Linked DNA regions of Homo sapiens: region 1 is linked to region 2. A link is an interaction called in ENCODE POLR2A ChIA-PET data of the cell type or tissue named here. Cell type or tissue: GM12878. All regions are shown on one strand. Each heading gives the region's core, and the rest is flanking DNA. Links, peaks and the distances in the headings are about the cores only. Region 1 overlaps TARDBP (TAR DNA binding protein). Region 2 overlaps CIROZ (ciliated left-right organizer protein containing ZP-N domains).

What was found. ChIA-PET counts read pairs that join two places held together with the same protein. Peaks named below come from ENCODE experiments on the same cell type or tissue, not always from the same donor. Only the 100,000 strongest peaks of a DNase experiment are listed, where the experiment ranks them.
Region 1: POLR2A ChIA-PET joins it to region 2 with 5 read pairs; 7 of 35 experiments call an interaction of 5 or more read pairs at or near these places.

What each region holds. Positions count from the first base shown.
Region 1 is chr1:11,022,801-11,026,960 of GRCh38, forward strand. TARDBP (TAR DNA binding protein) reads left to right here. Exons shown (of 6, transcript NM_007375.4): 6 at 1-2,692. It overlaps MASP2 (MBL associated serine protease 2), which reads right to left. Exons shown (of 11, transcript NM_006610.4): 11 at 3,723-4,160. The coding sequence ends at 4,085. Among named protein-coding and RNA genes, the nearest start is that of TARDBP, 12 kb to the left of the region's middle. In GM12878, for the core only: no CTCF peak of the experiment used is centred there; no DNase peak of the experiment used is centred there.
Region 2 is chr1:10,963,154-10,967,684 of GRCh38, forward strand. CIROZ (ciliated left-right organizer protein containing ZP-N domains) reads right to left here. Exons shown (of 13, transcript NM_001170754.2): 4 at 3,205-3,329; 5 at 975-1,118. Among named protein-coding and RNA genes, the nearest start is that of CIROZ, 17 kb to the right of the region's middle. RefSeq lists enhancers at 2,063-2,132, 2,173-2,232. In GM12878, for the core only: no CTCF peak of the experiment used is centred there; DNase peaks (open chromatin) are centred at 1,948, 2,418, 2,744 and 2,947; H3K4me3 peaks cover 639 bases; H3K27ac peaks cover 2,502 bases.

The sequences.
Region 1 (4,160 bases), core at 161-4,160, 59 kb after region 2:
ATTTTTCTTTAGAAAAAGGAAGAGCTAAAGGAATTTTATAAGTTTTGTTACATGAAAGGTTGAAATATTGAGTGGTTGAAAGTGAACTGCTGTTTGCCTGATTGGTAAACCAACACACTACAATTGATATCAAAAGGTTTCTCCTGTAATATTTTATCCCTGGACTTGTCAAGTGAATTCTTTGCATGTTCAAAACGGAAACCATTGATTAGAACTACATTCTTTACCCCTTGTTTTAATTTGAACCCCACCATATGGATTTTTTTCCTTAAGAAAATCTCCTTTTAGGAGATCATGGTGTCACAGTGTTTGGTTCTTTTGTTTTGTTTTTTAACACTTGTCTCCCCTCATACACAAAAGTACAATATGAAGCCTTCATTTAATCTCTGCAGTTCATCTCATTTCAAATGTTTATGGAAGAAGCACTTCATTGAAAGTAGTGCTGTAAATATTCTGCCATAGGAATACTGTCTACATGCTTTCTCATTCAAGAATTCGTCATCACGCATCACAGGCCGCGTCTTTGACGGTGGGTGTCCCATTTTTATCCGCTACTCTTTATTTCATGGAGTCGTATCAACGCTATGAACGCAAGGCTGTGATATGGAACCAGAAGGCTGTCTGAACTTTTGAAACCTTGTGTGGGATTGATGGTGGTGCCGAGGCATGAAAGGCTAGTATGAGCGAGAAAAGGAGAGAGCGCGTGCAGAGACTTGGTGGTGCATAATGGATATTTTTTAACTTGGCGAGATGTGTCTCTCAATCCTGTGGCTTTGGTGAGAGAGTGTGCAGAGAGCAATGATAGCAAATAATGTACGAATGTTTTTTGCATTCAAAGGACATCCACATCTGTTGGAAGACTTTTAAGTGAGTTTTTGTTCTTAGATAACCCACATTAGATGAATGTGTTAAGTGAAATGATACTTGTACTCCCCCTACCCCTTTGTCAACTGCTGTGAATGCTGTATGGTGTGTGTTCTCTTCTGTTACTGATATGTAAGTGTGGCAATGTGAACTGAAGCTGATGGGCTGAGAACATGGACTGAGCTTGTGGTGTGCTTTGCAGGAGGACTTGAAGCAGAGTTCACCAGTGAGCTCAGGTGTCTCAAAGAAGGGTGGAAGTTCTAATGTCTGTTAGCTACCCATAAGAATGCTGTTTGCTGCAGTTCTGTGTCCTGTGCTTGGATGCTTTTTATAAGAGTTGTCATTGTTGGAAATTCTTAAATAAAACTGATTTAAATAATATGTGTCTTTGTTTTGCAGCCCTGAATGCAAAGAATTCATAGCAGTTAATTCCCCTTTTTTGACCCTTTTGAGATGGAACTTTCATAAAGTTTCTTGGCAGTAGTTTATTTTGCTTCAAATAAACTTATTTGAAAAGTTGTCTCAAGTCAAATGGATTCATCACCTGTCATGCATTGACACCTGATACCCAGACTTAATTGGTATTTGTTCTTGCATTGGCCAAAGTGAAAATTTTTTTTTTTCTTTTGAAATCTAGTTTTGAATAAGTCTGGGTGACCGCACCTAAAATGGTAAGCAGTACCCTCCGGCTTTTTCTTAGTGCCTCTGTGCATTTGGGTGATGTTCTATTTACATGGCCTGTGTAAATCTCCATTGGGAAGTCATGCCTTCTAAAAAGATTCTTATTTGGGGGAGTGGGCAAAATGTTGATTATTTTCTAATGCTTTGTAGCAAAGCATATCAATTGAAAAGGGAATATCAGCACCTTCCTAGTTTGGGATTTGAAAAGTGGAATTAATTGCAGTAGGGATAAAGTAGAAGAAACCACAAATTATCTTGTGCCTGAAATCCATTAAGAGGCCTGATAGCTTTAAGAATTAGGGTGGGTTGTCTGTCTGGAAGTGTTAAGTGGAATGGGCTTTGTCCTCCAGGAGGTGGGGGAATGTGGTAACATTGAATACAGTTGAATAAAATCGCTTACAAAACTCACACTCTCACAATGCATTGTTAAGTATGTAAAAGCAATAACATTGATTCTCTGTTGTACTTTTTTGTAACTAATTCTGTGAGAGTTGAGCTCATTTTCTAGTTGGAAGAATGTGATATTTGTTGTGTTGGTAGTTTACCTAATGCCCTTACCTAATTAGATTATGATAAATAGGTTTGTCATTTTGCAAGTTACATAAACATTTATCAATGAAGTCATCCTTTAGACTTGTAATCGCCACATTGTTTCATTATTCAGTTTCCTCTGTAAAGGGATCTTGAGTTGTTTTAATTTTTTTTTTCTGCATCTGAATCTGCATGATTTCCAAACCCTGTACCATCTGAATTTTGCATTTTAGCACTTGCACTATTACTCAGCAGCAGTAACATGGTAACACTTAAAATGGTACTCGGGGACCTCCAAAGACTAAACTGACAAGCCTTCAAGGAGCCCAGGGGTAAGTTAACTTGTCAACGGCATGGTTTAATCCCTTCTTTACACTTGTGTAAATTTCAGTTACTGGTCATAGAAGGCTTTCAATGTTGAGTGGCCTTTTATTAACATGTTTATGGTACTGCATAGATACGGGTATTTATTTTACCCTAAGAAGATTTTGAAGTTTAAAAGTACTTAAACTATTTGGCAAAGATTTGTTTTTAAAAATCTATTTGGTCAATCTAAATGCATTCATTCTAAAAAATTTTTTGAACCAGATAAATAAAATTTTTTTTTGACACCACAGTTTAGTGTCTGGAGTCTTACTGGAAAAACACGATTTCTTTTTATATGTGATATACAGATGCTGGAAAGTTACCTTTAAAAATTGAGTCTCTAAAGAAAAAAGAAAATAATAAAAATTGAGTCTCAAGAAGTTGTACTTCATATGCACAAGAGAAATGAGGCCAAGACTCACAGTAAGCTTTTACATGGAATGGTAACTTTTAGTTAGACTGAAAAACTTGAATGTTAGCTATTAAAACCTTTTAGGAAGGAATAGCCAGCTAAAACCAAATGAGATTTTTAAAGTTAAATCAGCACTTAAGTTGTGTCCTTAGTAGGAAAAAGTAGGAAGTTAACTACTCCGTAATCCAAGAGATAATGTGTAACAGTAAGAATGATTTTGTTGTTGTTGAGTATGAGCAAAGTAGCCCCTAAGTGTGTATTAGGGTTCTGTACTTAACTGTTGTGTGATGTGTGCTTTTGTTAGGCATCACTGTGCCCAAGTATTTCATGTTCATTGTAAAGAGGAAAAATACAGATTTCTCTATAATGTCACCACTTATTTCTAATGCCACTTTTCATCTTGTGGAAATGCCATGTTTTGATTCAGTCTTCTGAATTTGAACATTATTCAGGTTATTTCCAATTGCTGGGAATATCCTTACTGCTAAAATAAATTCTTAGCATTGGAATTGCTAGGTCAAAGATTATGCATGCTTTTTAAGGGCTTTTGAAATGTATTGCCAGTCTGTGGCCTGCCACCCTCCCTGAACATGCCTGGTCTTGCTTAAAATGTATTGCCAAATAGTCCTTGGGAAGTTTATGTTGTCTTTAACAATGTGAAATAGTACTACTATTCACGTTCCTTTTGTCTGACAATTTGATAAGTGAATAATTGTATCCCACCATTCTGTAGTATTGGTTTTTAACATGGAAATTTTAGTCAATACCTGGGCTGAAGTATCAGTGTTTCCAACCTACCTACCCAAAAAAAGGATTCAAGGTTATTCCTCAATCAGTACTGCCATAATATATAAAGCACTTACAGAGATCAATAAGAACAAGTTTAAAAACAAAGAGCATGGACAGGCAGTTTACAGAAATGCCAACAGCCAGTATGAAAAGAGACTGGCTTTTTAAGGTAATGAAATGTAATTTGAGCAGTGACATTACACTGGGTGGGCAAAGATGACTGTCACTCTCGTGGTTTATGTCCCCTTGAGTCAATGGGTAAGGCTGGAATTAAACTGGCAAGTGGAGAAATGACAGCAGCCTCACCTGGAGTCTGTTTTTTTGGGTGGAGCAACAACTGCCATGTCCACAGTAATGATGAATGCTTCTCGAGCCACGTCGCTGCCAAGGTCTTCACAGGCATTTCTAAAAATGAAGAATCCTTGACTGCAGACACGCAAGTTAAAAATCACTAATTATGTTCTCGATCCAGGGAATATAGTTAATAACTTTTGTGTAGACTCCATACTGACCTGCT
Region 2 (4,531 bases), core at 329-4,328:
TGGGGCAGGTGGATCATTTGAGGTCAGGAGTTCAAGACCAGCCTGGCCAACATGGTGAAACTCCATCTCTACTAAAAATACAAAAATTAGCAGGGCATGGTGGCACACACCTCTAATCCTAGCTACTTGGGAGGCTGAGGCAGGAGAATCGCTTGAACCCAGGAGGCAGATGTTGCAGAGAGCCGAGATTGCACCACTGCACTCCAGCCTGGGCAACAGAGCAAGACTCCATCTCAAAAAAACAAACAAACAAACAAACAAAAAAACCCAGCTGACTAAATGAAGGAATGAGTAAAATTCTTTATTGCTTCCTCCTCAGTCCAGCACGCTCATTTCTGTGGCGGGTTTGGTCCCTATAGATGTTTGGGTTTCTAGCCCTCCCCACTCCCATCCAAATCATGTTTAGCTTACAGAGGTGCCCCGCTGATGAGAGCTAGAGAGAAACTTGAATTCAAGGAGCACACACGGCCATGAAAGAGCTCACAGTTGGATGTGGGGCTCAACCTTTCTTCCCTGATGTTTAAAATGTAGACATTGCACCTGATCGTACCTGGGGTCTATAACTCTTTGACATTACCCAGGTCAAAAAAAAAAAGCATCCAAACTAGCAAATTTAGCAAATTTTTTCAATCCAGAGAGAAAGGACACAAAGATGCAATTTTGCAGCTTTGGTGATAACCCGACTGGCCCCCTGAGCCAGCCAAGATGGGAAATCCAGAACCCGAGGTCAGAGAGCTTTAATCCCCCCTCCCCTCCCATCTCACTCGTCCTTGCTCAGAACCCAACCCAGCAGAGACCTAGCCAGTACCCAGGGATGTCTAGGAGAACAATGCCATACTGCATCTGCAGCTACCACCTGTCTCCCTGGGCCACGTCCTGTGGTGCAGGAGCCAGGGCCACCTGCCTTGGCCTTTAGAGAGAAGCCCAGCCTGGGAGGTCCCTCTGCCACCTCCCAGACCCCCCGAACCCATTACCTGGATGAACATGGGCCCACAGTGGACGCTTTCCTGGCCCAGCCTTGACCTTAGCATCGGACACTTCATTATGTAGCGATCACTCCGCTCCAACCCCATCACCCCTTTCTGAAATATTCTGATTTCCAGCCTGTAATTTGCTTTCTGGAAGTAGGGCAAAATTCATGTATGCAAATGAGAGAGGAAAATACAGTTAATAGCCTGCAATTATAGGTCAGTCCCTGTTCACAGCAAATAGGACACCATGAACCTCCTAGAAGGTGGGCTTGTGGAAGAGGGATGGGAAACGAGACCAAGGTCGACACCAACACGGAGCTTGGGTCTGGCTCTGGAAGCTCAGCCCCCACCAAGGAAGCCCTCCAGGCTGGGGAGCATTTGGGGATTTGGGGAAGGTCAAACCTAGTCAGACAGAATAAGAGCTTGCGTCCTAATGTCCCTTGAGAGTTGACAAATATTTGTTCACACTTTATCTCCTTTGATGCTCACCAGTGTCTCATAAGGCTGGGCTATTTTTTGTTGTTGAGACACAGTCTCATTCAGTCACCCAGGCTGGAGTGCAATGGCCTGATCTTGGCTCACTGCAACCTCCACCTCCCGGGTTCAAGCAATTCTTGTGCCTCAGCCTCCCAAGTAGCTGGAATTACAGGCAGACGCCAACACGCCCGTCTAATTTTTGTATTTTTAGTAGAGATGGGGTTTCACCATGTTGGCCAGGCTGGTGTTGAACTCCTGGCCTCAAGTGATCCGCTCATCTTGGCCTCCCAAAGTGCTGGGATTACAGGCGTGAGCCACCAAGCCCAGCCAAGGCTGGGTTTATGAGACATAAAATTCCCATTTTACAGATGAGGCAGTTGAGGCTTAGAGAAGGTAAATGACTAAGCCAAAGGCATGTGGCCATTTCTGAGACTAGATGTGAGAGCTGGTCTAGCTCATTCCGGTACAAGGCGGACTTCAAAGATGTCAAACCAATGGGTCCCTCTGCCCCTCCCAGGCTGCCCTCATTCAGCCACATAAGAAGAACCCAAGTCTAAGCTTTGCGGTGGGGCCTGAGAAGGGTGACGGGGCTGTCAGAGAAGGGCGACCACAGAGAGGAAGAGAAAGAGGAGGAGCAGGGTAGTTCCCAAAATTCCTTCCCCCACTCCAGACCACAGCCCCACTCAGGAAAAACTCTGGACTGGGTCAAGGAAGGGAGCACAAAGAAATGGAAAGGGGAAGTGGAGGTGAGGAAAAGACAAGAAAAAAAAAACTGTGAGCCAAACTGTGCGGCTGGTTGTCCCCTTGCAGGACCCCTGGAGTGAAATTTAAGTAACAAGAATGCTGGCACAGTGGCTCATTCCTATCATCTCAACACATTGGGACACCGAGGCGGGAGGATGGCTTGAGCCTGGGAATTCCAGACCAGCCTGGGCAACATGGTGAAACCCCATCTTCTACAAAAAGTACAAAAATTACCTGGGTGTAGTGGTGCATGCCTGTAGTCCCAGCTACTCTGGGGGCCGAGGTGGGTGGATCACTTGAGGTCAGAAGCTCAAGACCAGCCTGGCCAACAAGGTGAAACCCCGCCTTTACCAAGTAGTCTCAGCTACTTCAGAGGCTGAGGCAGGGGAATCGCTTGAACCTGGGAGGCGGAAGTTGCAGTGAGCCGAGATTGCGTCACTGCACTCCAGCCTGGGTGCCAGAGCGAGCCTCCGTCAAAAAAAAAAAAAAAAGGAAAAAGAATACAAAAATATCTTGCTTCTGTAAATTTTAGAGTCACATGGTCTCGTGAGCCCATAATGGGCCTGTGCAAGTGAGGGCTGTCAGTCAGTCTTTGCAACTCCTCAGCACCATTTATTCACTTCATTCAGCACTTACTGAGTACCTACTGTGTGCCAGGCCCTGAGGCAAGCCTGTGGGTGTGACTGCCTCACCCCAGAGACTCCAGGTCCAGCAGGATATGGTGTGTGAGTGGGCACATTATGAGTCAGTGTTGGCAATGATAGAAGCAGGTCTACTGCACAGAGAAGGGGGGATTCTCAGGAGGACTGCCTGGAGGAGGCAGCATCTGAGCTGGGCGGCCTTTTAATATCTATGCCCATAAACTCCATGAGGGCAGAGACTTCTGGTCTCCCTCAGCTCAGTTTCTGCAGAGGAATAATGGTGCAGTGTCTCCTTACTTGATATCTGAGCTCAGGCTTAGCTCCTTAAATCTCCCTTTAAAAAAAAAAAAAGAAAAGTTTCCCAAACCCACCTCTTTCTGCACAAAGCAGGCCGAGTATTGAACTCGAAAAAGGAAGTCACCGTCTGAAGCCAGATGCAGGAAGTAGCCACATTTAGCAAGAGAAGAATCCAGGTGGTCAGGGGACCTCCAGGTGCCTGGAATGAGAAAGGGACAGAAACGTGGGTTGAGCCTGTGGAGGTGGCTTCTCTGGCAGGGTCAGAAATATCAGACTCGCAGATAGAAACTGCTCCGCCTGGAAGCTTCTTACCTGGAAGGGATAAAAATAGCAGTAATTTTTAAAAGTCTGGAAAGGCATATACCAACAGGAAAGCCCGATGGTTCTTCATTCAAGGTGTATCCAGAATCCAACCCCATCTCCCCACGTGAATCCTCGGCTTGTGTCATTGCAGCTGCCTCCTCCCATGTCCCCCGGCTTCCTCCTTTGCCCCAGTTGTGTATATTTCATGCAGCAGCCCGCAGGATCCTGTTCAAAATGTAGGCAGATTGTGTCTCTCCTCTGCTCAAACCTCTTCATTGCCGGCCAGGCACGGTGGCTCACACCTGTAATCCCAGCACTTTGGGAGGCCGAGGTGGGAGGATCACTTGAGCTCAGGAGTTCAAGACCAACCCGGCCAACACTGCAAAACCCCATCTCTACTAAAAATACAAAAATTAGCCAGGCATGGTGGTGCCCGCCTGTAATTCGAGCTACTTGGGAGGTTGAGGCACGAGAATCACTTGAACCCGGAAGGTGGAGGCTGCAGTGAGCCAAGATTGTGCCACTGCACTCCAGCCTGGGTGACGGAGTGAAACACTGTCCAAAAAAAGAAAAAAAAAAAAAAAAAACTCCATTGCTTAAAAAAAACAAAGCCCTTGAAAGCCTCACGTGACCTGCCCTCACTTCTCTGACCCCCTTTCCCACTTCTCTTCCCCTCCCTCCCTCTGCTCCAAACACACCAGACCCACTGCTATTTCTCAATCATCCCAGGCCCAGTCCTGCCTCAGGGCCCTTGCACTGGCTGTGCCCTCTGCCTGGAACTCTCTTCTCCTAGATATCCACATGGCTGACTCCCCTGCCTCCTTTCAGTCCTTGTGCAAATGTTGCCTTCTCCATGAAGCCCACCCTGACTACCCTCTTAACACTCCCCGATCCTGCCCTCCTTCACCCTTTTCTGCACAATCATTGTCTTCTAACCAACTATCTTACTGGCTTATTTGTTATATTGATTGTTTATTGCCCTCTAGTCAAATGTCAGCTCCATGGGGCCAGGGATATTTGTCTGTTTTGTTCATTGCTGCATCTTTAGTGCCTCAAGCTGTTTCTGGCACACAGAAGGTTCTCAATAAATAGTTGTTG